Regions from separate parts of the Mus musculus genome. Here region 1 is linked to region 2. Evidence: chromatin loops called from intact Hi-C (ENCODE). Cell type or tissue: heart. All regions are shown on one strand.

Evidence for each region. Peaks named below come from ENCODE experiments on the same cell type or tissue, not always from the same donor. Only the 100,000 strongest peaks of a DNase experiment are listed, where the experiment ranks them.
Region 1: a loop joins it to region 2, with 7 times the contacts of the local background. A loop is called at or near these places in 1 of 42 quality-filtered maps.

What each region holds. Positions count from the first base shown.
Region 1 is chr8:105,166,704-105,174,703 of GRCm38, reverse strand. It overlaps Cbfb (core binding factor beta), which reads right to left and starts at 4,030. Exons shown (of 6, transcript NM_001161458.1): 1 at 3,651-4,030; 2 at 3,312-3,398. The coding sequence starts at 3,728. Gm22063 (a small nuclear RNA gene) reads right to left here and starts at 2,208; the gene lies at 2,102-2,208. In heart, no CTCF peak of the experiment used is centred here; DNase peaks (open chromatin) are centred at 3,173 and 4,163; H3K4me3 peaks cover 3,132 bases; H3K27ac peaks cover 2,024 bases.
Region 2 is chr8:105,294,101-105,302,100 of GRCm38, reverse strand. It overlaps Exoc3l (exocyst complex component 3-like), which reads left to right and starts at 5,988. Exons shown (of 14, transcript NM_177788.5): 1 at 5,988-6,195; 2 at 6,395-6,475; 3 at 6,666-6,841; 4 at 6,917-7,136. The coding sequence starts at 6,442. It overlaps E2f4 (E2F transcription factor 4), which reads right to left and starts at 4,438. Exons shown (of 10, transcript NM_148952.1): 1 at 4,226-4,438; 2 at 3,711-3,820; 3 at 3,405-3,566; 4 at 3,062-3,105; 5 at 1,982-2,043; 6 at 1,485-1,782; 7 at 636-848. The coding sequence starts at 4,360. In heart, no CTCF peak of the experiment used is centred here; DNase peaks (open chromatin) are centred at 3,245, 4,430, 6,030, 6,700 and 1 weaker place; H3K4me3 peaks cover 4,983 bases; H3K27ac peaks cover 2,999 bases; H3K27me3 peaks cover 127 bases.

The sequences.
Region 1 (8,000 bases), 130 kb after region 2:
AGAAACCCTGTCTCGGGAAAAACCAAAAACAAACAAAAAAACCCGTAAGGTTCACTTCAGTACTGGGGTGCTCAGGAGAACAGGTAAAAATTAATTAAAAGATGAAAATCAAAGAGAAGGAAATGTGAAATTCCTTCCCAAGTACAAATAGTTAAAACTACTCAGCAAAGGGCCAATGATTAAGGTAAAGGTTCTTACAGCCAACTCTGATAACATAAATCCAAACTCTGGGACCCACATGGTGAAAGAAAGAAAGAAAGAAAGAAAGAAAGAAAGAAAGGAAGGAAGGAAGGAAGGAAGGAAGGAAGGAAGGAAGGAAGGAAGGAAGGAAGAAAGGAAGGGAGGAAGAAAAAAGAACAAAAGGTGACCCCCACCTATTCACCATGGCATACACTCTGCCCCCTCCACTAAATTAAAAAATACAATCCCTGTTGTGGAGCTAGTCCCAGTGGATACATCTACAAGGCATTCCTGCACCTAAGGCTTGGGGAACACTGAGGAAGCCAATGATGCTGAGGGCCAGAGGCTCAGGGAATTCTATGAGACTGTGTTGCCTAGTAATGTCAGAAGCTATACTCACAAAACCTCACCAACATGACGGTCTAACCGGAACTAAAGAAGGATGACACTGGACATGCCAAAGTGGCTGGGGACAAGCCCACGAGGACTCAACCCACACAAAAAAACCAAGGCAACCAAGGGAAGCTGGGAGTGGGAGAGGTAGTCTAGCTAGGGAAGAGCACACTGATGGGCTGTCCTGTGCCAGATGGCAAGTCTTGAAAACATACATAAAAGCAACAGTATATGGACTGAACACGTCCTATTTAGAAACATATATGCATATATGTATCAGAAAACAATGAAAGAAGAGACCGTGAATTTGAGGGAGAGTGAAGGGCATGTGGGAAAGCTTTCAGGAAAGAAAGGAAAGGGAGAAATGTAATAATATTATAATCTCAAAAAAGACTCCAAGTATGGAATGAAAACATGTTCTTCAGGAGGACAGCTGTGCAGACAAGGCTAGCCTGAGCTATAAAGTCATATTTTCGAGAAATAAAAAATAAAATGAAGAGACATATTTCCAAGTCAGCTTCAGAAAAGAAAAATAAGGAAAAGGGGGACAAGGCTTGGAGAGATGGCTCAATGGGTGAGGATGCTTGCTGACAGACTGACAGCTTCAATCCCTGGAATCTACATGGTAGGAGGGAACTGCTGTCTGACCACCATGTGTGCCCTGGCACACGTGCACACCCAAATACTAGACAGATTACCTAGAACCTCTTCTCAAAGAAAAAAAAAAGGAAAAATACAATTTGTAGGATCGAATATTTAGATGAGAGCCTCGAATGTCTAATTCATTCTCAAAGGAAATTTATGACGAATACAGCAAGCTGTAACACTGCTGTGTCACAACAACATTAAAATACAGCTGTTCAGACACACTGTGTCCTACGCCCAGTCTGTAATGCATGCACCAAACTCTGACAGGACACATAAACAAATGTGCCACTGCATTTAAGAAAGAAAGTCAACTCAGCCTGAGCATACAGCAAGTCATTATACTTTATCTTATCTTCTATACTTAACATTAGTGACATCCAGGAAACCCTTTACCGGTCATCCCACCCACCCACCTTTTGCTACACAAAGCAGGCCAAGGACGCCATCATCACTAAAGGGTGTTCTTCTACCGCTTAGGGCCAAAACTAAAAAGCATTCTTATGTTTTTTTGTTTTGAATCTCGTAACTAGAAATCAGGTATGGGTTGAAAGTGGTAGGCTCTCTTTTATGAAACACCTGAATGATTAAATATTCAATAGCTCTTGCTATATTTAATTATAGTGTTACCTCACTAGCAATTCAATTCCAACAGCCTTCATTTAAAATATTAAAACATCTTTAAAAATAAATCTGGTTTCAGTGACAAAAAGTTGTTCATTGTTTTTTTTTTTTTCCTTTCCATTTTTTATTAGGTATTTAGCTCATTTACATTTCCAATGCTATACCAAAAGTCCCCCATACCCACCCACCCCCACTCCCCTACCCGCCCACTCCCCCTTTTTGGCCCTGGCGTTCCCCTGTTCTGGGGCATATAAAGTTTAAAAATATGTAACGCTTCACGAATTTGCGTGTCATCCTTGCGCAGGGGCCATGCTAATCTTCTCTGTATCGTTCCAATTTTAGTATATGTGCTGCCGAAGCGAGCACAAGTTGTTCATTGTTATACGAACTACATCTCAATTAAAAAAAAAAGCGACATTCACCAACAGCCTTATACTGTTAACCTGTATTCAAATTGTACCTTTACTTAAAGTTTGGGCTAAGGCAATGGGTCTGTCACTTGAGCAAATATTAGGATTTCATTACACAGTGCTTCAGTTTAAAACAAAACAAAACAAAAACCACCCAACCAAAAAAAATCTCTTTCCTACAGTTCTTCTTTTCGTTGCTTCCTAACCAACACCTCTAAGGAGGATAACGAAGAGGCAAGAGAGGAACTAGATCACTTCGATATTTTTCAACCCAGGACTTGCCGAGTCCATAGCAGTCTTCAAATATAAAACAGGAACCTCTAGATGAACTATGGGATTTGTCTGTGTAGCACCAGGCAATTCTTTAGCAACTCCAATACTCAGACAGGCACATCGAGGTTAGAAAAAGGAAAATATAGATTTCTTTCGGATTCTTAACATTTTAAGAAAAGAAAATTGTTCATCCACTGGGGCCCTTTCTCTCGTCTCTCTCTTCTATTAGGACAGTCTCTCTCTTCTATTAGGACAACAGATAAGTGGAATAGATTTACTCTCGGCTGTACTGGGAGATAGCTTCTCATATAGATTTACCAATCTCGCTTCTCAGAAACAAGCCTATCGCTGATCCCCCTCCAATGATTCTTTACACGTAGGGCTGTATCCTTCCTACAAGCACCCCGATGTCTGGCGGAGGTCACAGCCTAGGCGACAACCTCCGCCAAGCTCCGGTTGGAGCTCCGCTCGGATTGCCGAGCCGGCACTAGGACACGCAAACCATCCCACGAACCGAACCATCGCGGCGGGCCAAGGAGAAGGCGGGTCCGCCCGAGGGCCGAGCCGAGCCGCCCCGCCAGCATCTGCCTCTTTCTTGCTTTTCGAATCCGGACTAAGGAAGTGAGCCTGCGCCCCCGGCTCAGTTCCGGGAGCCGCAGCGTCCGCGGCGCCGTCCGGAACACGCCCGGGGCCGCGCGCAACAAGTGACTGGCGCGCGCCTGGGTCCCCGCGGCCTCCCCGCGCGCACCGGGGGTAGGGTGGGGGGGTCCCTCCCCGGCGACTTACGATCTCCGAGCGACCGTCGCGGCAGGCGTTCTGGAAGCGTGTCTGGCGCTCCTCGTGGGGCCGGTCCCTGAAGCCCGTGTACTTAATCTGCAAGGCAGAGAGACGGCCCCGAAATCAGGAGTCAAATCCGCGGCGGCACCCGCCGGCCCGCCCGCCCGCTCCCCGCGGCTCCGATAAGGGCAAGCAGAGCCTGTGGGCGGACTGCTTGCCGGGGCGAGATTCCCCCTCGGCCGGCGCGCCGTCCCGGGGGCTTCCCGGCAACCGAGCCGCTCAAACTTTTCTCCTCCCCGGGCCCACTCGGGGCGCGCCGAGGCCTCCGCGCCTCCCCAACCGCCTCACCTCGCACTCGCGGCTCAGCTTCCTGAAGAACTCCTCGTTCTCGAACTTGCTCCTCTGGTCCGGGACGACGCGCGGCATCTTCCCGCCCTCAGGCCGCGCCGGCCGGCCGCGCTCCCCAGGCTCGCGCGGGCACCCGCTGGCGGGCTCCGGTGCTGACCGCCTTGACCGCCCACCCGCGGCACCCGGACTCCCGCTTCTCTTTGTTTCAGGAGCCCGCCCGCGTGGCCTCCCGCTCCAGGGAGGCTGAGGTGCGGCCGTGTGCTTGGAGCCCAACCCACGCTACCGCCGCCCGCCTCAGCCGTTGCCGGCCGTCCTCCCTCCCGCCCGCCCGCGCAGACACAGCTTCCAGCCTCCCCCGGCTGCGGCCGCCACTTCCTCTCGCCGCCCTCCTCGCTCTCCCGCCCCGCGCCGGCCCCACCCCTCCTCCTCCTCCTTCTCCTCCTCGCGCGCCCGCCCGCCTCAAACTCTAGCAAACAAGACGCACCATTCACAACTCCACGACCCGCGCCGCGCATGCGCCACCCACCCGCTTGCGGGGCCGCTGGGTTGCAGTGAAACCCTGCTCCTTCCTCAGCACTTCCCCTTGCCTGTCCGCGGGCTTCTCTGCGAACAACCCGCCCAGAAGGGATCCGCCCCTCTCTTAGCAACTAGAAGCGGACCCGCAGACCTTTTTTTTTTTTTTTTTGGCCCTTTGTGAGCGATCTGGAACTTCTTGGCTCCCCAGCCAGCCACGCAGAGTCACCCCCAGAAGGGCCACTTGAATTCAAGGAAACCTAAATCTTAGAGGACTTTGCATACAGGGAGGGATGTGGACTGTGCACTGAAAGGTGGAAGTAAGCATCTAACCAAATCATGGTGTAAAAAGGTGGTGGCTATTGAAACGGGGTTGGCCTTAGGATTCCGTGTAGCTCTGCCTGCAGACAAGGTTTAGACAAGTACCAGACCAGTAAGTCTCAGATTAGTAATTTCTAAAATGCACACTCATAAGTTCATGGCGTTAGTAGGAGAGTGTTTATGTAGATCTAGCACATCATTTAAAGGAAAACTATCTTAATTATATGTAACCGGTTGCCAGTCCATATTTTTACCCAAATGTGCAATCAAACAAGAAAAAAAAAAAAAAATCCAAGATCTGCAAGTTCTAGAGAACTTACCAGAGCAGAAGAAAACCAGACTCGGGGTTTGCAGCAGAGCTTGAGCTAAAGCTGACCCTCAATAAACTCTGATCCTTAAAAATCGCAGTTTGTTAAAAGTTCAGTTCAAGGATGGCAGGTAAGTGCCAACTCTTGGCAGCAGCTGGCCAGATGCTAAGGATTGTGAAAAGATACTCATAAGTCACTGGAATCAGTTCTGAGGTCAGTTGTTAATGCCTGCTTGAATACAGATTTTGGCAGAATTTCACTGCTAGTCCAGCCCAATCTCATTTATTAGATAGGGACCTAAACGTGGGTAAGGAACTGTCCTAGTTTGCCATAGACAGCTCTCATTTTTAGCAATGACCTCCCCCCGCCCCCCAAGCCTTCTGAAGCTGCTCAGTCCCTAACAAACTAGGAGGGTTAATCATCTTAACTGAAGTCTGGAGAGTTGATTACCCAAAATTAAAGGTTTGTTGGTGGGAGTGGTGTGTGTGTGTGTGTGTGTGTGTGTGTGTGTGTGTGTGTGTTTTGAGTAAAACATACTGCCATGATAAAACACCATGTCCAAGGCACGTTATAAGAAGAGTTTGTGTGAGCTTACCACTCCAGAGGGTTAGAATCCCTGAACGGTGGAGCATGGTGACAGAGGCAGGAAACTGAGGGCTCACATCTTTAATCAGAAAGCAGAATAAGATTTAGGAATGCCAGTGGCTTTGAAACCTCAAAGATGGCCCTGGGGACACATTTCCTCCAGCAAGGCCACACCTCAACAGTGCCATCACAGGGGATTAAGTATTCTAACATCTGAGCCTACGGGAGGGCCATTTCTCACTCAAACCACCACAGTCTAGGCGGTGCAGTTCAAACCCAGGGATTCACCTCATCAAGCGCTTTACCACTGAGCTGCAGTCCCAGCCTTCATGGTCAGGGGTTTTAGCAGTGAAATTTGTAAGCAGCACGTACTTACAGTGCCAGCGACTTTGGCCACCGAGGTGGGAAGATTTCTTGAGCCGAGGACCTGTGCCAAAAAAGAGAATCAAAAAAGGAGGAAGGAGGTGATTAGGTTGATGGTTTTAAAAGACATACTCCTTCCATTAGCAAATATGGAATTATCTCCTTCTTGGGGCAGGCACCCTCCATCCCACCCCAAGCCTATAGAACAGATTAGGTGCATGAATGGATGCCAACAACTTCTATCGATGGATCTTCAGCTATTTTACCATCTTTTCACTTAGTCATTCATTTATTTATCTATTATTTTTGGTTTTTTGAGACAGGGTTTCCTCTGTGTAATGCTAGCTGTCCTGGAATTTACTCTGTCCACCAGGCTGGCCTGGAACTCAGGGACCCACCTGCCTCTGCCTCCCAAGTGCTGGGACTAAAGGTGTGTACCACCACTGCATGGCTTCATTTATTTATTTATTTTTAATGTTTGTGTATATGTGTGCCCGTGCATGCACACACACGGGTATAGTGTTTGTATGCGGGCACACATGCAGTGGCTTGTATGGAGAGTTCAGAGGACGACTTTGTGGAGTCAGTTGTCTCTTGCCACCTTAACTCCCAGGAATTGAACTCAGGTCATCGGGCTCTCACACAGCAAGCTCTCTTTAGCTTGCTCAGCTCTCTTGCCAGCCCTGCTCAGCCCTGTTTCAATTTCAAGGGACAGAAACCCTATTCCAACAAACTTAAAACTGAAAGAGGTCACCTATTTCAAATAAACAAACCAAAGACAGACAGGCACAAATGAACATCACCCAGACTGTAAGAACCCACTTCTGTTTCTCCTTTCCCTTCACTCTTAATTCTCAAAGGCTCTCTTAGTCACCTAATCTGTTTCCTGGCAAACGCTAGCATCAGCCATTCTTCAGCTTCTTGAAAATTATTACGGGAAGGACTTTGATTGCTCGTCCTAGGTTCACATAGCTTCCCTTCTGTAAAATGTCCAGACAGACGTACTGATATAATCTACCAGTTTACATTATCTCACCATCCATCAGGGGTTAAAGGCCTGTGATCCGCAGCAACAGAGGCAGTTTGATGAACTGAGAGAGAAAAGCCTTTTTCCCCCAGAGAGGGAATGAATGAAAATGTGGTATGGGCCCACTGAGTGGTCTGTATCAGCTCTCTCTAGCAAAAGATACAATTTTTTGTTTATATATTTATCGTTTTCTGTGCGCTAATTGTTTCTCATATTGGAAATAAAAATTGAAGCTGGGAAGGATGACCCAGTCCTGTAATGCTAGACTGGTACTCGGAGACTGAGGCAAGAGAATGTCACATCTCAGACCAGCTTGGGCTGCTACACAGGGAGACTGTCCAACAACAACAACAACTCAATCAAATAAACAAAAAAAAAAAAAAAAAAAAAAAAAAAGAAAAGAAAAGAAAGAAAGAAAGGAAAATCAATCATTATTGTCCCCTGAGAGGAAAAATAGTCTCAAGAACAAGGGATCTGGAGGTAGATAGGGGTTACTTCAGGGGAACACAGAGCAGAGTATCCTGTCAGCTGAAGGGGGGTGGGGAGCAGCATCCTCAGGGAAATAAATGGCAAAATCTGCCCAGCAAACAGAGAATGAGCACAGCCTTTGGCAACTCCAGGGCACAGGGTAACCCACACTCACCATGGTCTGGCATCTGAGCGTCCTGGCCAGGAAAAGAAACAAGCTGTTGGCTGTAGGGGTTCTCCTCAGCTGACCTCAGCTGACCTCAGCTGACCTCGGTATGCCTTTTTGATTTTGATTTTGGTTTGTTTATTTGTCTTTTTTGTTTATTTTCAAAAATGGGATTTAAGAAAAAATTATAAAGGAAATTTTCATCCAGATGAGGTACATTCGGGCCTGCACTCCTGGCAGTCTGGTTGAGTATGGATTGATTCAGACTCTGCCCTGTGAAGTTTACTCAGATCCAGATCTAGAAGGTCTGAAGATAGGTCTTTGTGCTGCTCAGAAATACCCTTCCCATCGCTTGTCCCAGACACTCATAATTCCTTTGGAGCCTTGTTACCTGGAACCTTTCTGTCCTAAGCATCCAACTAGCTTAGACTCCCCTGAGCATCTCCCCACCTTTCTGTCTGGGTAGTCACTTCCTGGGACCCCGAGTCCGATCTCCAGTAGACGAACAGAAAGTATACACTAGAGATCCTGTGGGGAGACGGCTCAGTCAGGAGAGTGCTGGACACTAAAGCATGAAGACCTGTGCTAGATCCCTAGAT
Region 2 (8,000 bases):
GATGCCAGTGAGGTAGAAAAGCCAAGAGCTGACAGTAAAGACAAAGGAGGAAAGAGCATCAGCAGAGACCAAGAAAGCACCAGATCTCGACCTTAGAAACCTGCTGGGCCAGGCACTACACCAACAGCAGCAGAGCTACCCCACTGTGGTACGGCCTAATTTTAAAGGCATCCACACAAAGAAAGGAAAACAGGGGCTGGTGAGATGGCTCAGTGGGTAAGAGTACCCGACTGCTCTTCCAAAGGTCCAGTGTTCAAGTCCCAGCAACCACATGGTGGCTAACAACCATCCGTAACAAGATCTGACGCCCTCTTCTGGTGTGTCTGAAGACAGCTACAGTGTACTTACATATAATAAATAAATCTTTAAAAAAAAAAAAAAGGAAAACAGAAAGGTGAGGTGAATACAAAGAGTAGCAAATCTCAATTAGTGATGTTCCAAGTGGCAGCAGAGGGAAATGGAGTCCCAGGAAGGAGCAAGAGGCACCAGCACTGACCCTGAGATTAGACATCCTTCTCTGGCTGGCAGAGAGCTGAGCTTAGCAGGAAAGGAACTCCCAACTCCAAGTGTTTGATACAACAATGGGCTAGGGCTAGACTCTCCCTGCTAGCCCCCACCTCTCAGTAAGTACTCACCGCCTGTGGGGTCTGCTTTGATGGGCTCAAAGGAGGTAGAAGGGTTGGGTCCAGATGAACTGCTGCTGCTGCTACTGCTGCTGCTGCTGCTGCTGCTACTACTATCCAGCAGTGCAGAGGACTGCAGAGGCCGAGTGTCCAGTGCTGTCAGGCCCAGTGGGAGTGAGCTGACTTCACCACTGTCCTTGTTCTCAGTTCCAGGGCTACCACTCACTGCAACCACATCCCAAACCACACAGTCAGGAACTGGATTGTACAGCTGCCATAGGCTAGATCCTATGGCCAGGACAACCAGTGTGGTAACCAAACCGAAGGAGACTTAGACTAGTTACCAAGAAACATCTAGAAAAGATCACTATAGAACACAAGTCTTGGAGGAGGGAGACTCATGGGGTCACCAGGATCCGTCAGACACTGTCCAATTTGGGATAAACTGCCCTAGTAATGTTGCCTATAGAGTCAAAGCTTCCTTGTTAGAAAGGGCATATTCAGGGCTGGAGAGATGGCTCAGTGGTTAAGAGCACTGACTGCTCTTCCGGAGGTCCTGAGTTCAAATCCCAGCAACCACATGGTGGCTCACAACCATGCCCTCTTCTGATGTGTCTGAAGTCAGCTACAGTGTACTTATGTATAATAATAAATGAAAAGAGTAATTTAAAGGGGCACATTCACTGTGACACCAGGGAAAGCTCAGTGGGGACTCAAGGACTTCTAATTCTTAGCACAGCACGCCATCACACAGAAAGCTTCTTGTGGAGTCCAAAAAAAAAAAAAAACCAAAACCAACCAACCAAACAAACAAACAAAAACCAAAACACAAAACCCCATCACACCTTACCACTGTCTCACCTGCAATCTCAGATGTCTGGCATGCCACCTCTGAGACTTGAGTGCTGCCAAGGACAGGAGTGGGGGTAGTTAGCTGGGGGCTGCTTGGAGGAGAGGATTCTTGGGGTTGAGCTAAGGCAGGCTTGGGCAGAGGTGGAGGTGTAGAAACAGCAGGTGGACTCTGGAGTAGATCGTCAGGGGGAGGGACAGGCACAGCCACAGGTGGTGAACTCCAGGCCTCCTTGTTCACTAGCAGCACCTCGATAGGCCCACTCATGCTCTTTAAGTGAATCTGGTACTTCTTCTGGCCATTGAGACCCTGGGGACAAACAGAATTGTAAGCAGGCATGGCTCCTGCTTGCCTGGTTCAGAGCCAGACTGTCGTCCTCCTCATCTGCTAATCCACCTAGATAACCCCAAACTCCAGGCCTCCCCTACCTGCCCCACCCTGAACTTATCAAGCCTCACAGCCAGTATCCACCCTCGGCCGACACCGCCCTGCAGGGATAAGTACCTACCTCTGGGATGGGCACCTCTAGACTGGTGCCCGATGGCGCCCGGATGGCAAGGAGGGTATCTCCTAGAACGACAAGGAGAATGTGTCAGGGCCCATGAGCTCAATTAGAAAGCAAGTGTCTGTTCCTTTCCTGTCTTGTCTGGAGCAGGACTAGAAATCAGTCTCTAAGAGACTGGATATTAAGCCTCTACCTCCCTAGAGCACTGGGTACAGCAAAAATTCTTCTCTCCGCAAAACCTCATGCTCAGAAAATCTAGGTCCAAACACATTTCTTTCTTTCTTTCTTCTTTTTGAGGCAGGGTATTTTTGTGTAGCCTTGGCTGTCCTGGAACTTGCAATGTAGACAAGGTTAACCTCAAACTCAAAGATCTGTTCTCCTCTGCCTCCCAAGTACTGGGATTAAATGTACTATTATATTCTGGAACAAGTCACCAGCCACAGGTACCACCACCTCACTCTTCAAATGATGCTGATCCCTAGAAATAGATGTTCTGACCAAGTTTTTCCAAGATGCAAGATGGAATATAAGATAAAGAAACGAGGGCTGGAAAGATCGCCCAGCAGTTAAGAGCACTAAACTGCTCTTCAAATCCCAGCAACCACATGGTGGCTCACAACCATCCGTAATGAGATCTGACACTCCCTCTTCTGGAGTGTCTGAAGACAGCTACAGTGTACTTACATATTATAATAAATGAGTAAATCTTAAAAAAAAAAGGAACAATTCGTATATACATAGTGGGACTAAGTACAAATTAGAAACAGACACCACCGACCCCTACATACAAGTATGTAAGATTGTGCACACAAGTTACATGTACAAATTCTTTTTGTTCCTCTGTGCCACTATATTGCCCAAGAACCAAACTCAGAGAACACTGCTGATAAGGGCAAACCCAGGGACACACTGGGGACTCTTGTACCCTACAGAGTCCCAGTGACTTCCAAACTGACACCTGCTGCCTGTTTCTCTTTAAGTAGGCATCACGAACCTTCGAGAGCTGGAACTTCTTTTTGGACCATGGGTCCATGACTTAGCTCAGCCCCACCCCCCACCTCCCTCTACCCAGGCTCCGCTCACCAGCAAAGCATCTGCAGATGTCTTCATGAGTCACGTAGGCCAAGGTGTGGGGGTTAAGGAGAACAGCTGAGGCTTTTTTTTGTGCCAGATGGCAGACCACAGAAGAGACCCAATGTTTCAGCCTATGCCTTCCACACAGCCCTCAGAGGAAATTTCTGGAACCTGGGGTCCAGGTGGGTAAGGATCATGGGCTAAGGCTGGAAGAGACTGGAGCCTCCCGTCTGAATCTGACCAGGGGTTGCTGGAGCATTCTTTTAAGAGGTACAGGACCCAGAGCGCCACAGAGCAAAACCAGCTGAGCGCCCCTTGCCCACTCCCCGAGGCAGGGACTGGCAGAGGATATCAGCTGTTCTGGACGTCCTCAGTGACATTCCGGATGCTCTGCTGCACCCACACCTTGTGCTGGTCCAGTTCTTGCTCTCGTTGCTGCAGCTCCTCGATCTCTGCCTTGAGCTCAATCAGCTTGTCAGCGATCTCCCGGGTATTGCAACCTGGCCCGACGCCCCTGAACCATGGGATTGAGAGACTGAGCGTGGGATCCCTAAGATCTCTGGGTGCCAGACCCCAACTCTCTCCTATAAACATCACCATCCCCTCCCAACCCCAACACCCCTGACACTTCTGCCCTCCCCAAACAGCCCACACTCACTTCCACTGGATGCTGTTCTTGGATTTCTTCTCGATCAGACCGATGCCTTCCAGCACGTTGGTGATGTCGTAGATCCGCCGTTTCTGGCGCACAGCAAGAGTGTCGGCTGCCTGGCAGGTAGAACAGAATGGAGAATGGAGCCCCACTCTTAAAAAGTGTGCACCCTGAGATGTTTAGTCTGGAATGGGAGGTAGTCTTATGTCCCAACCCTGGCGTTCCTTCCAATCACTCCGCGAGTGTGTCGGGAAGAGTCTTGGCTTAGCTGTGTTCTGATGCTCGGCTCCCTGTCCTAGTCGCCAAGGGCCACGAGGGCCTGCACCTGCAGCCGGGACCCAGACAGAGCTGAGGCTTAATGGCTTCGGTGAATGGAAACAACCTCCCGCCTCTCTCATCAGGGTGAGAAAGCACACGGATGGCGGCCGGAGGACTCAGTGGGGCCGCCCCGCTGGCTTCCCGCTCCCGGTCCAGGCCTGGTGCCCCCATCTCCCCAGTCGCCCCCTCGGCCCGGAGCGCACCAGCTTGAGGTCAAGCACGCCGTCCTTGGCTTCCTGCAAGAGCGACACGAACTTGGTGGTGAGAAGTCCCAGACTCTTCTCGTGCCGGCTTGGAGTCCCCGGGGGCGGCGGCGCCTGTGGCCCGGCCTCCGCCATCGCGCCCGCCCGCCGCCTCCCCTCAGCCAGGCCAGGCGAGGCCGGCGGCGGCGCCACTTCCGCTTCCGTTCCTAGTCGCCGGGCCACCGGAGCTATCAAGGCTGCTTCCGCTTCCGTCTCGCGCCTTCCCAGGGTATCTGGTGCAACTCCCGTCTGCTGATCCGGACGCAAAACTCCGGGGGACCGTCGGCAAATGTATCATTAGCAAAGGAAACCAAAACAACTCCTTAGGGCAGCTAGGAAACCTGAAAAAATTGTATGGTAGGAAATGGAAGAAGTTAGTGAGCAGTACCGGCAGTTGAGAAGCGAGAACCACCCGACTCTTCCTTGCTAAGCTGCTTCTAGACTACTAACTGCCTGAACATTCCATCCAGGGAAGGGAAGCCATAAGCCACAAGCTTAGCCTATTTGCTTAAAACTTATTCTAAAGGCTTCCCTGATGTTCAGAGATAATTCCTGCTGTTCCTGTTACTTCCTGCCAAAACAGCAAGCACTAACAATAAATAGCTTGCATACTTCTATCTCTTATTTCGTTCCAGCATCATTTTTCGCTGGCCTCCATGCTACATACAGTTCACAGTGGCCAGGAGTCTTATTTCCAACCACTACTTAGTCCATGCAAAGGTGTTTGCCTGCGTGTGAATATAAGCAAAGCCTTTAAGGCATTTTCTGACACATGGGAAGAACTGTGTGTTTGCAAGTCTCATTTATTTTTGCAGTTTTTAAAGGTTTATATTATTATTATCATCATCATCATTATTATTATTGTGTGTGTATGTGTTTATGTTTGTCCACATGTGTGCAGGTGCTCAAGGAGGTTTAGAAGAGGGTGTCAGATCTCTGGGAGCTAGAGTTAACAGGCAGTTATTATTAGCTGCCGTGTAGGTGCTGGGAACTGAAGCCCTGTCCTCTGCAAGAGGAGCAAGTGCTCTGAGCCTCTGAGCCATCTTACCAGCTTGCAAGTCTTATTTATTTTTAACAGTGTTATCACTTATGGTTATGTCTTTATGACGGTCAGTCCCTCTAGGACACAAATTGCCTTCCCCAAATTGATTGATGATTCACACTTGTGAGAAAGCAGACTTCGGAAGCTCTAGTTATAATGGAGCCTGAAGTTGGGGTAGTCTTCCTGAGGTCTTAGCTGTCAACCCTTCTGACAGTAGGAAGTGAGGGTCTATTATGATGGGTGGATTTGGGTGGTGCTCCATTATATCTAGTGTCCTCCCTAGCTCCCCATCACTTACAGGAACAATGTAGCTTTTTGGATCCCTAACTGCCATCTCTCACTATTCTTTTGCCTCACCACATGTGATCTTTCCCCTACCAAGGCATATACCATCTGTGGTTCTCAGACTCGACTGCGGTTTGCTGAGGCTCTACCACATAGGGGGTCATCCTTCAAACCAGCTTGAGGCCAAATCAGCTTTAAATATGCATATGTGTTTCCGGAGTATTTAGAAGTCTAAGGTGGGCTGATCAAGACTTGGTGCTCACCGGGGGAGTCCACAGCTGCCCCCACCCAACAGGAAATGGCGCCCAGCGCTCCCCACCTCAATGCAGATGCTTTTCCTGTTGGGAATAAAGTGCCAGAGACTCAACTTCCTTCCTTTCTGCTTTGAAGGAGGGGCCTTGGGGGAGAAGTAGGGGTTTCTGGGCCGTGAAGTGGGAGAGAGGCTTCCTTGGGGAGAGGAATTTGGCTGCTGGTGCCAAAGGAGCTGGAGTCCCTCCGGTCCCGTGAGCAGTGAGGGTGTGCCCAGCTCTGCAGGAGCGAGAAGGCTACTCTCAAGGCCAAGGCCACTTGCAGAGGAGGGAGAACTGGACACCGGTCAGATCTGGTAAGTTCTGTACCAAACTATCCTGGGCGTTACAGAGCAGGAAAGGGGACTTACAGTTTTGCCTATTTGCATAGTCCAAGCCAGAGGACTGAGGCCTCCCAGGTATCCCCTTCTTACTTCCTGAAGGGGGTAGGCAAGGACCCTGCTCCTCTTTCTCAGCGGAGCCCAAGGAACATCCGCTCTGCCTGATCTCCTCCAGGCACTCGCTCCCACTCCTACCACATCGGCAGCAGCTCTAGGCAAACTATGGACAGCAAGATACAGCCCACACTTCGTCCTGGTATGAGCCTCGTTGGCTGGGCTTGGGGAAGGATGATGTCAAGACAAATGGGAATTAGTGGGGTTGGGTTTTCCCGTCAGGTCTAGCTAGAGCTCTATAGGATTGCCAAGAGTGGGGCTGTCCCGAGGAAACAGAAGAGCAGCAGGTGCGTTAGCCACAGGCCCTCCCTGACTGACACAACCAACCCCAGGATCTTCCTGCCCAAGGCCTGAGTGGCCAGAGCAGGAGAGGGCCGAACAGCTGGCTCGGGGTGCAGCACTCAAGTGGGCTTCAGGCATCTTCTACCGGCCAGAGCAGCTGACCAGGCTGGGCCAGTACCGAAGCCGTGAAATACAGCGTAACTATTCCCTGGAAGCAAGAATTAAGGTGGGTGAGGAGCAGGAGTGTTAGACTGGGCTGGAGGGCTGGCCAGGCCTTAGGAGCGGCTACCTCTCTCCACAGTCAGTGGTGCAGTCCTACCTGGAAGGTGTGCAGACTGGTGTGTGGCAGCTGACCCGAGCCCTCGAGGCTGTGCAGGGAACTCGTGAAGCTTTGAGCCAGGCCCATCACTTACTAAAGGGTTTGTCTCGGACCTCACAAACCCTGGAACCCCTGAGGGAATGTGTTGTCCAGCACAAACAACTTCAGATCCTGACTCGGTTGTTGCCAAGGCTACAAGCAGGTGAGTGGGGGCGGGGAAAGCGGAGGTGGAGAGCCCTGGACTTTAGCTTCTAAGAATCCACAAATCCCATTCTGATCAGCAGCTGGGGCACTAGGAAAGGGATTACATGGAGAGAGACACCAGGGACATCCCAGAGAATAATCCCAGCTTCAAAGAGTGTGAGAAATAGGCGCAGTCGCCTCATCCTGGGCTTCTCAGGCTTGGGATGTTAAAGTCAGCACGGGAATTCCATGAAGTGGCTATAGCCACAGTAGTTTACTTACTGAAAGAACGTTGGCTGTAGCTCTGGTAGAGCATGTGTTTAGTATGTGCAAGGCCCTAAATTCAATCTCAGGCATCACCCCAAATAACACATATATACAAAGTACAATACATACCTGCATCCATACATATATACATCAATGTACACACACATACATAACAATACATATGTAGTTATGTTTGTAAGTATTTCATAACAAGATTGGCAAATAGCAACCAGCATGGCCTTCCATTTATTTTGTCTGCCTGTAACATTTTTTTAAGATTTATTTATTTTTTATTTATACGAGCACACTGCAGCTGTCTTCAGATACACTAGAAAAGTGCATCGGATCCCATTACAGATGGCTGTGAGCCATCATGTGGTTGCTAGGGATTGAACTCAGGACCTCTGGCAGAACAGTCAGTGCTCTTAACGACGGGGCCATCTCTCCAGCCCTGTAACATTGTTTTTAAAGATTACTGTAAGTGAGTGTTTGAGTGCCTGGTACATGCAGGGGTCAGAAGAGGACTATGATGGCCTGGAACTAGAGTTACAATTGTGAGCTGCCACATGGGTGTTGGGAATCATAGCCAGTGCTCATAACCACTGAGCCATCCATC